2 separate regions of the Homo sapiens genome follow, and region 1 is linked to region 2. Evidence: chromatin contacts called from ENCODE Hi-C or POLR2A ChIA-PET data. All regions are on one chromosome and are shown on one strand. Each heading gives the region's core, a stretch centred on a gene start or an enhancer-like site at or near the end of the contact. The rest is flanking DNA. Distances are from core to core; before and after follow the strand shown.

What was found. A loop is a pair of places that touch in the nucleus more often than their neighbours do. ChIA-PET counts read pairs that join two places held with the same protein, here RNA polymerase II (POLR2A). Pooled maps may share reads with other maps.
Region 1: a loop to region 2 is called in a map of CD14-positive monocyte, with 3 times the contacts of the local background. The contact joins the promoter of PLCL2 here to the enhancer-like site in region 2. A Hi-C loop is called at or near these places in 2 of 168 maps with a recorded cell type or tissue (CD14-positive monocyte and naive thymus-derived CD4-positive, alpha-beta T cell), 1 of 37 single-sample maps with no recorded cell type and 8 of 50 pooled maps. POLR2A ChIA-PET finds 5 or more read pairs at or near these places in 4 of 52 experiments (BJ, GM12878, activated CD8-positive, alpha-beta T cell and 1 more).

Annotation. Positions count from the first base shown.
Region 1 is chr3:16,881,218-16,887,379 of GRCh38, forward strand. It overlaps PLCL2 (phospholipase C like 2), which reads left to right and starts at 3,738. Exons shown (of 6, transcript NM_001144382.2): 1 at 3,738-4,149. The coding sequence starts at 3,823. It overlaps LOC105376972 (a long non-coding RNA gene), which reads right to left and starts at 3,125. Exons shown (of 3, transcript XR_002959616.2): 1 at 2,628-3,125; 2 at 2,189-2,353; 3 at 1,711-2,047. RefSeq lists enhancers at 1,882-2,590, 3,593-4,088, 4,089-4,588 and silencers at 2,891-3,560, 3,771-4,100.
Region 2 is chr3:16,800,438-16,807,084 of GRCh38, forward strand. No RefSeq gene overlaps it. Among named protein-coding and RNA genes, the nearest start is that of PLCL2UT, 80 kb to the left of the region's middle. Within about 2 kb of position 1,439, at least 2 of the 41 ENCODE cell types and tissues checked have a DNase peak (open chromatin) inside an H3K27ac peak, as active enhancers do; they include CD14-positive monocyte, where a contact is called at or near this core.

The DNA of each region.
Region 1 (6,162 bases), core at 2,488-4,987, 83 kb after region 2:
TTGCCAGTGTGGACTAGTACATTGATATAATCTACTATTTCCTTAAAGCATTTTGGTCATCTACTTTCTGCTCTAGTTAGCATTTATGTTAAGCATATGAACAGCAGTTGACTATGAAGGCTCAGAGGTTGAACTGCATCTTTGGAGAAATAGAGGAAATAACATGTGATTGAGGTTTGGGAAATGAAAATTGTCATAATACATTAAGGAAGAAAATAATCTGAAGGCCAAGTACTCACTGAATCAGAAAAAAAGTTGGAGAGTCCTAATATTGGAGCCTGTGAACTGGAAACTAGATATGAATTCATAACCTACGAGGGTATAAATGATGGCAAGAAGTCAGTAAACTGAGTCAGTGTTATTTTTGAGACTGAAGGAAGGTTCTTATGGAACAGGGAGTCTGAATAGTTCAAGTTCTGGGCATTAAATTGATGATGCAAATAGAAGACAGTTTGATGAAGAGTGACAATGATTAAAATCTGAGATGGATTGAAATACGAAGAAAATTTAAAAGAGATAAAGCCTTGTATTGCTGGCATGATAGAATGAGATTTTAAAGGTATCTACTTTAAATATGAGCAGGTTACTCACCAGAATCCAACCGTTTGCATACAGACAAAATAAATTGGCATAAGCATCATGGAGCTATTTAGAATGGGCATTTTATTAATGTCTTGCCTATCTTTTATTGCCCTGCTCTGAAATGTAATCTGAGGGAACCATTAGACAATATTCGCTGAGGAATGACTATGATATTTTGGCTCTTTTTCTAACTCCAACTACTACGAATTTCACAATGCCATGAAAACACTTCAGCAAGAATTTTGGCAAAATATTTACAATTTCTTCAATAATATTGCTTGTGGAATATGAGGAATGGACAGCAACCACTTAGTGACTGCAGAGAGACAAGCAGGAATGAGGAAAAACAATTACTTACTACGCTATTTGTGATGAAAAAATCTGAGTTTAGCTTATTATAAAAAGCCTGTTGGGAGCCAAGCATCGCACATGTCAGAGGAACATGCTGCTTCCCTTCACCATGTCTGAGATAGGGTACCTACAGTTGGGCTGTTTGTGGGATGAAGAAGTGCTTCTATAACATCAGCAGGCGTGTGACCAGTGGCTTGTGGGAGACAAGCACTTATGGGAATAAAAGGGAACCTGGCACAGGCCTTGGGCCTCTGGCATCATTAGTTACAGGTCTGCCAAGATGCTTTGGGAAACATTTTAATTTAAATGCCAAGTCTATTTCAACGAAGCTCCCTGGTATGACCTGTTGGGAGTCCAGAGTGAGATGGATAGGTGCTCACTTTGGAGGGCACTGGTGAATCAGCTGGTGCTTCTATAAAAAGCATACTGGGGGTTAAACATCACTAAGTCCCTACTCAGCCCAGGAAAATCACAGTGAGAGCCATGGGATCTATGGCTTTCATAGCATTTTACTAGTGACTCGTAAATGCAGGAAAGATTAGATACTAACACACAAAAGGCAGAGACACCTCTGGGTGTTTATTCAAAATATCAAACTTAGAGAACTTGAAGAATAAAGACCCCAGCATTCTTTTTTCCTCCCCCGAAGCATACTCACAGGCTACTATGACTATAAATTTAATAAAGCAGAGTTAAGAGCCTGATTTGAATTATTTCAATATTTTTCCTCCAAAACTATCACAAGACAGAAAAAATAAACATTTTGAAACACAACGAGAAAAAAGAAAGAAAAGAGCTGAGACTGAATAAAACACTAAGCATTGTCCTTCGATGTAAAAAACTATTTCTGTTAGTGTGTAGGCCCAGGTTGGAAAGAGATGTACAAAAACACGAATTCAGAGGATCGGAAGAATTAAAACGCCCCCAAGAATAACATGAAAGTATTTGATGTTGCTTCAGGGGCAAGGGCGAGTATGTATATGTACGTAAATCCATTTCCTCAGAGGCTCCTTGGCAGTCTGTTACAACACCACGCTAATGAAAGCCAGGTCTTTAAGTTCACCCCGCCTCTGGACTATTAGTTTCTCCTTTGCGCCCTGCGGGGACTGCATTCCTGGAAATGAAAGCACACGAGTTGGGGAAGGGCTGGGGTGCCAGAGAGGGTAGGAAGCTGGAGCCCACGGAGCCTGGGATGGAGAGGTGGGTGGGCCCAGGCCTGGGGCGTGGGGTGGCGGTGGAAGGTCTGGGGTCTCACCCTTCGGAGTTTTGAGTCTTGTCTGGCTCCAGGGAGGGAGATCCAGGGGAGATATTTACGAACGGAAGCCACACGATCAGCTTGGACTTTTAGGCCAGTCACTCCGCCTTAAGTGGGTGCGTGAGAACCAGAAGAGGGACTGGCTGTAGCGCTGCAAGTGAGATCCTGTCCCAAAAGATGAGCCTGACTTAGGCTGGGCCCCGCAGGCCGGCAGGGCCAGCCGGCATCCCTGGTAGGGGAATCGGGAAGGTCTCAATGATAAATCTGTGTGTGGAGACTCAGAGGGCACGAAATAGGCTCTGCTGATGTCCTCTGCCCCTCATAGCCTGCCAGCCACCCCAGCCTTCACCCCTGCCTCAGCATCCTTCCAACTAGTTGAATCAATCAGGAGCCCAAGGGAAAGGAATTGGTCCCAGTGTATGAAATGAGTCTGACCTACTGGGGAAGTCAGAGAGGAGTGTCCCGAACTGGGTGGGAAGGAAACGAGTTCCGTGCGCGGGGCTGGGGCAGGAGTGAGGCGCAGCGGCCGAGATCCTGAGCCCCGGGACCCTTGTTCCGGGCCCCGAGGCCTACTTGGTAGTTGCCCCTCGGGGTTCCGGGTGGGTGACTGACAGTTGCAGCAGCTCTGGGGAGGCGAAGGATAGGCAATGACTTGGGGCTCCCGTCCACTCGGCTTTGAGGTCCCCGCGGCCCGATGACCCGGCCTCGGTGACAGCAGCCGCGACGGCGGCAATCTCGACAGGGAGCTAGGCGGCTCATGGTGGGTCAGGGGGCGACCGAGGAGGGACCACGCGGCCTGTAGGGGGCAGCGCCGAGCTCGGGAGGAGACAGCAGCCGGCGGGTGGGGTGGGTCTGGGCTGCCCCCTCCGGGAGCTGCCCCGGGGCCGCACGGCGATTGTCATACCCGGCCGCCCCTGCCCGCCGTGGGCTTCCTCTCGGCGCCGCGGGCCTTAACGGGGCTCTGAGGGGACGTGACAGAGCTCGGCACGCGGCAGCCTCTGGGGAGTTAGGGTCCGGAGAGACCCACGCGTCGCCCCCCGCCCGCCCGGGGCCGGGAGATCCTCGGGAGCCGCCTCCGCGTGTCCAGAGAGTGTCGGGGCGGCCGCCACTTCCCCTCGCCCTTCGCCGGAGGTGGGCGCCTTTTCCTGCGTGGCGGGTGCTCCGACCCCAGTTGCTCTGAGCCCCGGGGAAGCGCGCCCCGAGCCCCTGACGTGGGCGCCCCGTTACCTCGGGGTGGGTGCCTGGGGCCCCTGAGGTGGGCGCGGGTTGCCCCGGGGTGGGCGCCCGGCCCGCGCGGGTTATTTTTGGCGCCCGCAGAGGCGCGTGTGTTGGGGCGTGTTTTCCTTCCCCAGGTGCCGAGAGCCGGGGCTCCGCCGGCGCCGGAGCTGACTCGTCTCTCTCTTCTTTCCCCTGCAGGAATCTTCCGATAATTCTGCCGCCGCGACTTTAACCGTGCGCAAGGCGAGAGCTCGAAACAAACATCACATCTAAATTAAAAAAAAAAAAAAGCGGAAGAAGCGGCCGAGGCGGCGGCGGGAGGAGAGGAGGAGGGGCCGCGCGCGGCGGCCCGAGGCGGCGGCGGGGACGCGGGGACGCGAGGACGCGGCTTTGTGCAGGCGGGTCGCGGGGCGCCCATGGCGGAGTGCGGCCGGGGGGGCGCCGCCGGCGGGGCCCTGCCCACCTCCCCGGGCCCGGCCCTCGGCGCCAAGGGCGCCCTGAAAGCCGGAGTGGGGGAAGGCGGTGGCGGGGGAGGTCGCCTCGGCCACGGGCGGGCGCGCTATGACAGCGGCGGGGTTTCCAACGGAGACTGCAGCCTCGGCGTGTCCGGGGACGAAGCCCGGGCTAGCCCTACCAGGGGACCCCGCGGCGTTGCGCTCGCCCCGACCCCCAGCGCGGTCGTCTGTACCCTCCCCCGGGAGAGCAAGCCGGGCGGCCTGCCCCGCCGGAGCAGCATCATCAAGGTAGGTGGGAGAAGGGCGCTCATCGCCCACCCTCAGCCGTCCTTGGATTCTATTTTCTCCCTGGGGGAGTGGTGGTGGAAGGAGGAAGCCCACTGCTAACAGGAACCACTGGAGCATGGGTGCTTGGGGTGGTTGAGCGGGGATTGGATGCAAATGGCATGTGGAAAGAATGGAGAGGTGATCCCTAATGTGCAGGGGGAGCTGTGCTCAGACATCCTCAGTTGAACTTGGGGCTGTCACCTCTTCCAGGATTGGTCTGGCATTAGGGCCTTGTACCTGCCGGGGTAGGGCATACTCTTATGTGTAGCCTAGTCTGGTTAACAGACTCCCTGTAAGATTTCTATTGTATCTTAAACACAGATAGGGATTATGTGAAATGTGAGAACATTTTCTTAAAAATCCCAGGCGGCGAACAGAGGGTGAACAGAGATTATTTAATAGGGTTCTTCTGATCCGTATACAGTTAGTTGGCTCTTACAAATGTTTACACTTCGAGGGTGCAAAATCTCCTAATATCCGGTCACTCAGTCACAAAGAAAAATAGAGTAGATTTCTGAACATAAATGCAGATTTCCGCTTTCTTAGGCTCAAAAGCTCAGAGATTACAGTTCCACACGATTTAATCTTTTTCCTTGCTGCAGTAGGCAGGCCTCGAGTACTGTGGAAGTTCTTTTGGGCAGTTTGCTTGGTTTTGCTTGCACAGTGTTAGCGGAAGAAAGCCAGCGATTGTTTTGAGCATTTTAAACTCAAGAAGTAATATTAGGAACTCCCGAGTTTGTGTTAGTTTCATTCTAATGTTACATTTTGGTTCGCAATGTAAAAATATTTTTCATGACATGAAGTGCAAAAAAAAATAGTTGATGAGCTAAGAAGAGCAGAGCCTTAGGCAAGACCAGCTCATTCGGCTCGCTCAAGTTTGGAGCAAATGAAAACATTGCTTTCTGAAAATCAAGGAGTTATCAGGACAGGGAGCAGCAAAGCAAATTGACAGGCTGCACCCACCCTTCCTGTGGCTGATAACTGGTGGGAGGGCAGAACGTGCCACAGTAAAGAGAGTTGGCAGTGGTGGTATCTGAAATTTTATTGGACCTACAGAAATCTTCCAAGTACTGTGAAAATGTCTGATGGTGTTATCAACTTATGCAGTAATCTAGTGAAATATACCATCTTGCTACTCTATGTAAGAGGCAATTGTGAAACTGCATTTCCCTTTGTCATCTGTTTGCGCAGTTTATGTCTGGGCAAGGACACAATTTGAAGGGTTTGGAGATGAAGTGTATTAACTACCTGCAGCACACACGTAGAGATAAACTAAGGAAAGTAAAGTGTCTTTTTGCTGCATACATAGCTTTTAGTGACTTACGTTTTCTTTTACTCTGTAGCTTATGTTTCCATGGAAGTTGCTTTCAACTGTGCATGATAATCAATCCTATTGACAGAGTTAGGTGACATTTCTGTTTTTATTTGTCATAAAATATTTGTGGTGATTTTGCATTGTGGTGTTAATAAAATTTGAGGTGAAAATTCCAAAGAAGATACCAGCCTACCTAATTTTAACCCCTTTCTTTTAATTGTTTTGAATACTTGTTTTTGCATTAAAAAATCAAACTTTATTAGTGTCCATAGTGAGATTCATAGTGTAACTTACTGAATTACAAAAACATTTGTTTTAATTTTACATTACTGGGCGATAAGCAAGAAGGATGATTTGTTAGTATTTCTGATATATGGAATTGGGAACTTGTCAATAGATACCATTTCTTAATTGAAGGCTCTAGAAGCACATGGGGGAAATGATTAATGTTCAAAAATCACTGATTTTAGAAATGATATTGATACTTATGTTGAATTCTGAAACTTTTAAGGATATTTTGTCATTTTTCTTCTTTGTAAAGAAAGCATTTGGCTTCTTGTTCACCAGTGTAACCCTAGATATAAAGTGCCAGGAATGTAGTAGCAGCTCAATAAATTGCTTATTGAATGAATGGAGAAAGTACATGTTTTCTCTGAGTT
Region 2 (6,647 bases), core at 189-2,688:
GACCAGGAAGAATAAACATCATGTGCGAAGGACCTGTGGCAAGAGGGAGCCGGCCTGTTGGAAGGACTAGAAACAAACAAGCAAACAAAATTCCATAGTATCTGAAGTACAGAGGAGGAAGGAATGTGAAGCAATGTGAAGGAATGTAAACGTCCCCTATGCAGTCAGGGGACAATGTTGCACAGCCTTGGAGGGCTTATTAGGGATTGTGATCTTCACTCTAAAAACAATGGTATGTCATTAAAGGTCTTTAGGAGGATAGTATGATCAAATTTACATTGTAACTTGTAGGAAACAAATTAGAGAGGACAAGAGTGGATGTTTAAAGACCAGAGACCTCCAGATGAGAGATGAATGTAACTTGATCTAAGATAATGCTAGGAAAGAAAATAAAAATGAGAGGAATCAAGAACTATTTTTAGAAGGCAAACTCAACAAGACTTAGGCATGAATTAGTGTGGGAAGGTAGTGAGGAAGAGAAGGAGGAAGGGATAAGAATGGAGCAAGAAATAAGAAATGAATTTAAGAATATTCTTTCTTAAATATGAAAATGAAAATTGGCATTCAGGCAATGCAAGGGGATCTCAGGATACTTGTGCAACATAGCACACATAAAGTACTATAATTTAAAATCACTTGAGACATGATGTTCATATAGGTCAATTATAAGTTGTCTCTCTTAAGATTTATTTTAAGAAGTACATCTAGTCTTCATGATTTACATTAAAATTATTTATTTAAAATTATGTTGTTGCTGTTAAGATTTATTTGAAGAAGTACATCCAGTCTTCATGATTTGCATTAAAATCCAAATCCATTTTGCTTTTGGTTTAATATTTGCTATCAGTTTCACATTGTAGGAATTTAAAAAAAATCCACTCTATTCTAGAGGCAGTACTGACCCTCCAAAACGTGTAATGTGGTCTCTACAGATTTTGAAGTGATGAAATCTCCATTTCCTCTGCAGCCCTCTCAAGTTCCTCTTAAAGAGGAAGTGAAAGTTAACTCCCAGTTCTTCCTGGGCACAGGAGGACAGCTGACTGGAAAGAATATATATAAATGGATTATATTCAAGAGTGCCTTAGATAAAGGAAATACCAGTCATTCATCCTACAAAATTTATTTGGCACTATCCTGTGTCAGGCCCTAGGCATAACTGGAATGGTCAGACTAGACAAACTGAGGCTGTCAGAAGGCATCAGGAAGAAAAAAATCATGATGCAAACTATCTGCTTTCCTTTGTCTTGAGATTAACCAGTAGTTTCCATAACTCGGTGTGCATCTGATTTTTTTGTTACAATTACAAAAATAATTAACTTTAATTTTTACACTTAGATGCAATGCTAAGGGACTGTTTGGACCACAATTTAGTCTCTGCTTTGAGTATATTGAAAATAGCCCAAAGTAGCTGTCAAGGCATAAACAACTCAGGAGGAAAGCATCGCTGTGGTTTTACTGAACAGATGGTCTGATGACGTCAGTGTCTCCAAATTACCTGCAGCCAAAGCAGATGGAAAAATTAACATCGAAGCCCAAGCTTGATGGCAGACAGGGAGTCACAGAGAACTTCAGGGGAGAAAGTCACATGGGATGATTTCTTTGCTTTGTTTTCAAGCTCTACGAGGAATCTTTTTCTCTTCCCAAATTCCTTGAATAAAATCACAAGAATTATTACAGTTGGTCCCACAAACAACCACCACGAAGACAGGGCTGGAGGACATGGCATTCAGTAATGCCTCTGCCACTAAAAAATAATATTGATTCTAAAAAGAGATTATTAATTGTGTAAAAGCGTTGTGTAGCTGAAAAGAAACATCTCAGCGCTACAATTGAATATGACAGTTCTTGGAAAATCATCATAATGGCTGCATATTTAGCTCTGGACACATTGTATTTTGAGAGATTTACATTCCATTTTTCTCCAAAAGGCTGCATTACAATTAACATTTTCACCTAGGACTGACTGCCCAGCACTTTATCTCTGTCGATCTTATTTCCTTGTTTAGCGTTGTGTTTTCACCTTTTCCTGCATGCCAGTGTCTGGGTCTTTATTTCCATTATGCAAAGTTGTCAGCTGCATAAAGTGATGCATTCCAGCCTTAACTATAGATCAGCCAATCTGTGCTGGATTATCTTGAGCTCAAGATCTAAAATCTGAGTCAGAATCATAGAGCTTTCTGTTTACAAATGAAGAAGTAGGTATTCAAGTTTCCATACTTGTCTGTGAGCACAGAGTGGGGAAGTGGCTGAAGGCAGAACAAGAACACAGGGGTCCACTTTCTAAGGCCTCGTGGCCTTTATAGCTCTACAAACCCCAAGTGTCCCTAACTCTTCTCTCTCAAGGGATACAGACTCTGATATAACTGGATTCTATGCTCCAAACTCAAAGGGAATGCAGTAGAAGCTGAAAAACGAATTTTTTGATGTATTTTTCTAGAACACTATTGTCTAATTTTCATGGCAGCCTAGCATGGTGCAAGGTTGTCTTGGTTTAAGTTCCAGGAAAAAATACCCAGCAAGAAGAATCTGAGTACAAGAAATTTTGGGGAGAGATGGTCCCAGGAAGCAAAGGAGGGGAAGAGAGGAAGCAAGACAAGGAAGGGGAAAAATAAGCCTCAGAGTCATCCCAACCAAGAGGCAAGGGAGATGGGGTATGTATCCTCCAACTCTCATCTGTCATTATATGAGAGCTGTTTCCAGGGGCATTAACTTCCTCTGCTTCTGAGACTAATGGCCTGCCTCACTGGGGTGAGAGAAAGCCCTCAAGTGGAGCGTGGCAGATGCTTGCAACAGAAGGCAGTGGAAAGATGTGGGGTGTGGGCAGAGCATGGGCAGCAGTTGCTATAGTCAGATATCGGCTCACATCTGTATCCATTGACTTGCTGGATGGTCTCAGACAAGGTACTTTCCTTCTCTAATTCTAAATTTTTTCATCTGTAAAATGGGGAGAACAGTACGATCATGTAATATTACGAGCAGTAAATGGAATGATAATCCAGGTAAAGTGCTTAGCACAATGCTTAACACAGAGGAGGCCCTTGATATGGGGCATTATTATCATTGTTTGTTTTCTTGCCTGCGTTAAGTGCCTGGGGAAAAAATGAAATTTAGAATCACATCAGGTGCTACAGCAGATAGAGCCCTTAGGTCGACCTCCAGATTTCACAGCAGAGGAAGCTTGAGGATGAGGGAAGTGGCTGTCTGTCCCATGAAAAAAATCTTCTATTAGAGTGTGGCAGAGCCAGACCTGTACACTAGAGCATCTGGTTCTATGTGCAGTGCTCTTTCCAGCACCCTGAACTGACTCCTTTAGAATTATTTGTAGAATATAGATCTAGGAGGAAGAGTGAATGATCATTGTGTTCTGGATGGCAAAAATGTTTTCCTCACAACTTGCAGTGGCAGTCTGTGTGGCTGTGTTGAGAAAGATTCTGATGACATGGTACATGAGGTAAATGTGTGTGATTGGATTACCAATGTCTGCCATTGATCTGGGAGCGCACTGGCTGGGTATACACTGATCCTGTTGGGGTTGAAGTTATTAAGAAAGTTGACTGCTGGACTTGAATTTAGCACTAAGGGAACAAGATAACCATTTTGTTTGTTCATTTTATTGCAATGATAATGCTTATTGATCATAGAAAAATTTTAAAGATATAAACAAGTATGATGGTTAATACCAAGTGTCAACTTGATTGGATTGAAGGATGCAAAGTATTAATCCTGGGTGTGTCTGTGAGGTTGTTGCGAAAGGGGAGATTAACATTTGAGTCAGTGGGCTGGGGAAGGCAGACCCACCCTTAATCTGGATGGGCACCATCTAATCAGCTGCCAGCAAAAAACAGGCAGGAAAACATGAAAAGGTTAGACCGGCCTAGCCTCTCAGCCTACGTCTTTCTCCTGTGCTGGATGCTTCCTGCCCTCGAACATCAGACTCCAAGTTCTTCTTTTTTTGGAACTCGGACTGACTCTTCTTGCTCCTCAGCCTGCAGATGGCCTATTGTGGGACCTTGTGATCATATGAGTTAATACTTAATAAACTCCATATATATTCCATTAATTCTGTCCCTCTAGAGAACCCTGATTAATACAATGAGAAAATAAAAATTACCTCTAAGGTGTAGCAAAGAGGATAATTGATCTCTGGGACTGATTCAGAGTAAGGAAGAAGGCTGAAAAACAGAAATTAGTAATTGAAGACCTTTATAAGGAGCCATTGGCTCCTCCACATCTGGATGCAGAGCAATATAGGCAGCCAGGCATTTAGTCAAAGGAGCAAGGAAAACAGAATGAAAGAAATTTTAAAAAGCTAAATCTCCTCAAATTGACCTCTAAATTCAATGATACCAAGCAAAACATCAACAGGATTTTTCATAGAACTAGAAGCTGACTCTAAAATGTGTCTGGAAGAGTGAGGGGACAGAGTGAAAGCATTTCTGAAGAAGACTGGGGAGAGGCTTACCTTATGGATAACCCAAGTTATTATGAAGCTACTGGAAGGAAGACAGTGCTGAACTGGCACAGCAGTAGAGAAAGTGACCAATGGAGCATAAGGCAGTGTTCCCAAACAGACCTATGTATACATGGAACTCTGATAGATGGTAGAGGCGGCTTGGCAGTTGGGAGAGGAGGGACTGTATGTTAAGTGGAGCTAAAAATGTGCTCATCCATATGGATAGAAGTGAAACTGGACTCCTACCTCACACCATACCCTGGAATTGCTCCAGACAAATGAAAGTCTTTAATAATCAAAGCAAAACTTTAAAATTATGAAGAGAAAGTATAGATCAATATTTTTGGACCTTGGGGGAAGGAAAGCATTTCTTATTTAAGACATGAAGAGTGCAGCTGTGAGAAAATCTCAGTCAGGCCAATGCAGAGCCCTAGAACAGAAGTGTCCCAAACCTGGTATCTTCACCATGCTCAATCATTGCCTGGGGCAGCCTGAAGACACTGTGGCCACCAAGAGGACACAAGTGATTTCCAGGGGTGTGGCAGATGAAGGCCATCAGCTAACAGTCATCATCCCAACAGGTTCTCTCTTGAGGGAAATGTGAGTGGCTCATCCCCATGGCTGCCACATGCCAGGATTGAGGAAATCTGGCTGTAGGATTGAGATAACCATAAGTAAAACAACTCCAAAGCCCTACATTTGGATTAATTACTTCAGGGACAAAAGATCATGACATGCGGGTTCTTGTTAGCTTCTTTTTTGGAAAATGGCTCTTTCTGAATCTGTCCCTAGATTTGAGTGTCTACCTTACATTGGACACAAGCTCTTTGTTCGCTGACTTATTGCATGATTCTCCAGCAGTCATTGGCTGTGTGACAACATTATTTTTACTTTATGCAACGACTGAAAGATTTGTGAAGTGAAAGTGGAAGATTGGGAAAGCACAGTCCAAGAAGGTGTGCATGAGGCGAGGTGAGGGAATTGTGGTGGATTATGTCATGGACACAAAGTATCCCATAGCGGTATGCATAGACCTTTGCAATGTGACTTTGCTGCTCCTCCATCCAAAGGTGGAGTCTATACTCTCTTCAAACTGAGCTGGCCCTGTGACTTGCTTTGACCAATAGAATGTGGTGGAAGTTATATTGTGCAGATTCTAGAGCCCAGACTTCAAGAGTTTGTGCAGCTTCTGCCTGTTCTCATTTGGAACCCTGCCCTGTGGCCACTATATGATGATGAAGGCCAGATGAAAGACCACACAGAGAGAGACGTCCAGAGCCTAGCTAACCTTCCATAGTGAGCCCAGGTAAGACCAGCAGAGAAACTACCCAGTCACAATTCACTATCATAAGAAATGACGGGTTCTTACTGTTTTGAGCCACTAAGTTTTGGAGTGGCTTCTTAACGACATAATAGACAACTGAAACAGACATAATCAAGGTCTTGAATGCACTCTTAATATAGAAAAGTAGGGTAATCATAAGAGGGTGGAGAGTTATTTATTTATCTTTCGAACATTCAGTGGGCATCCAGTATATACCAGGCACCTTTGTATGTATCTCATTTAGTCTTTCTAATAGCCTTATGAGATAGGTGCCACCACATAGATGTGGATATTGAGGCACAGAGGGATGAAATAACTTGCCCAAGGTCATGTGGCTGGAAAGTAGCAGGTCTGGGACCTGACTTTATGTCTTTCTGGTTCCAAAGTCCCTGCTCATGACCACATCTCTACACTGCCACTGGCACTTAAAATGAACCCAGTGAAGAATACTAAAAAATAAACAGAAATAGGGAAAGAACACTCAAGCTTTATAACTCCTGCTTTCTGTGTTTATTTCATAGCTAAAGATGAATTTCTTTGAGAAGGGAAGAATGATTTTTGAGATGATGACTTGCATTCGTATTCAGACTTCTGTTTCAGGAATTCCTTCTTTGAATTATTAATGTAAAAAAATGGATGTTCTAAGACTGACCAGGGTTGCAAGAAATAAAAGGACTGGAAAATTCAAACACACTTCTGAAAAATAAATGGACTTGCATTTATTAATAATTCCTATCAAGGCAGAATGCCTTCTAAAGCAATCATTGACATTCATTTATTCATTCATTCAACACAAATATGTGGAGTACTTACTAAGTGCCAAGCCTTGTGCTAAGCACTAGAGATAGGAAGGCAAACGTGATCTGTTTC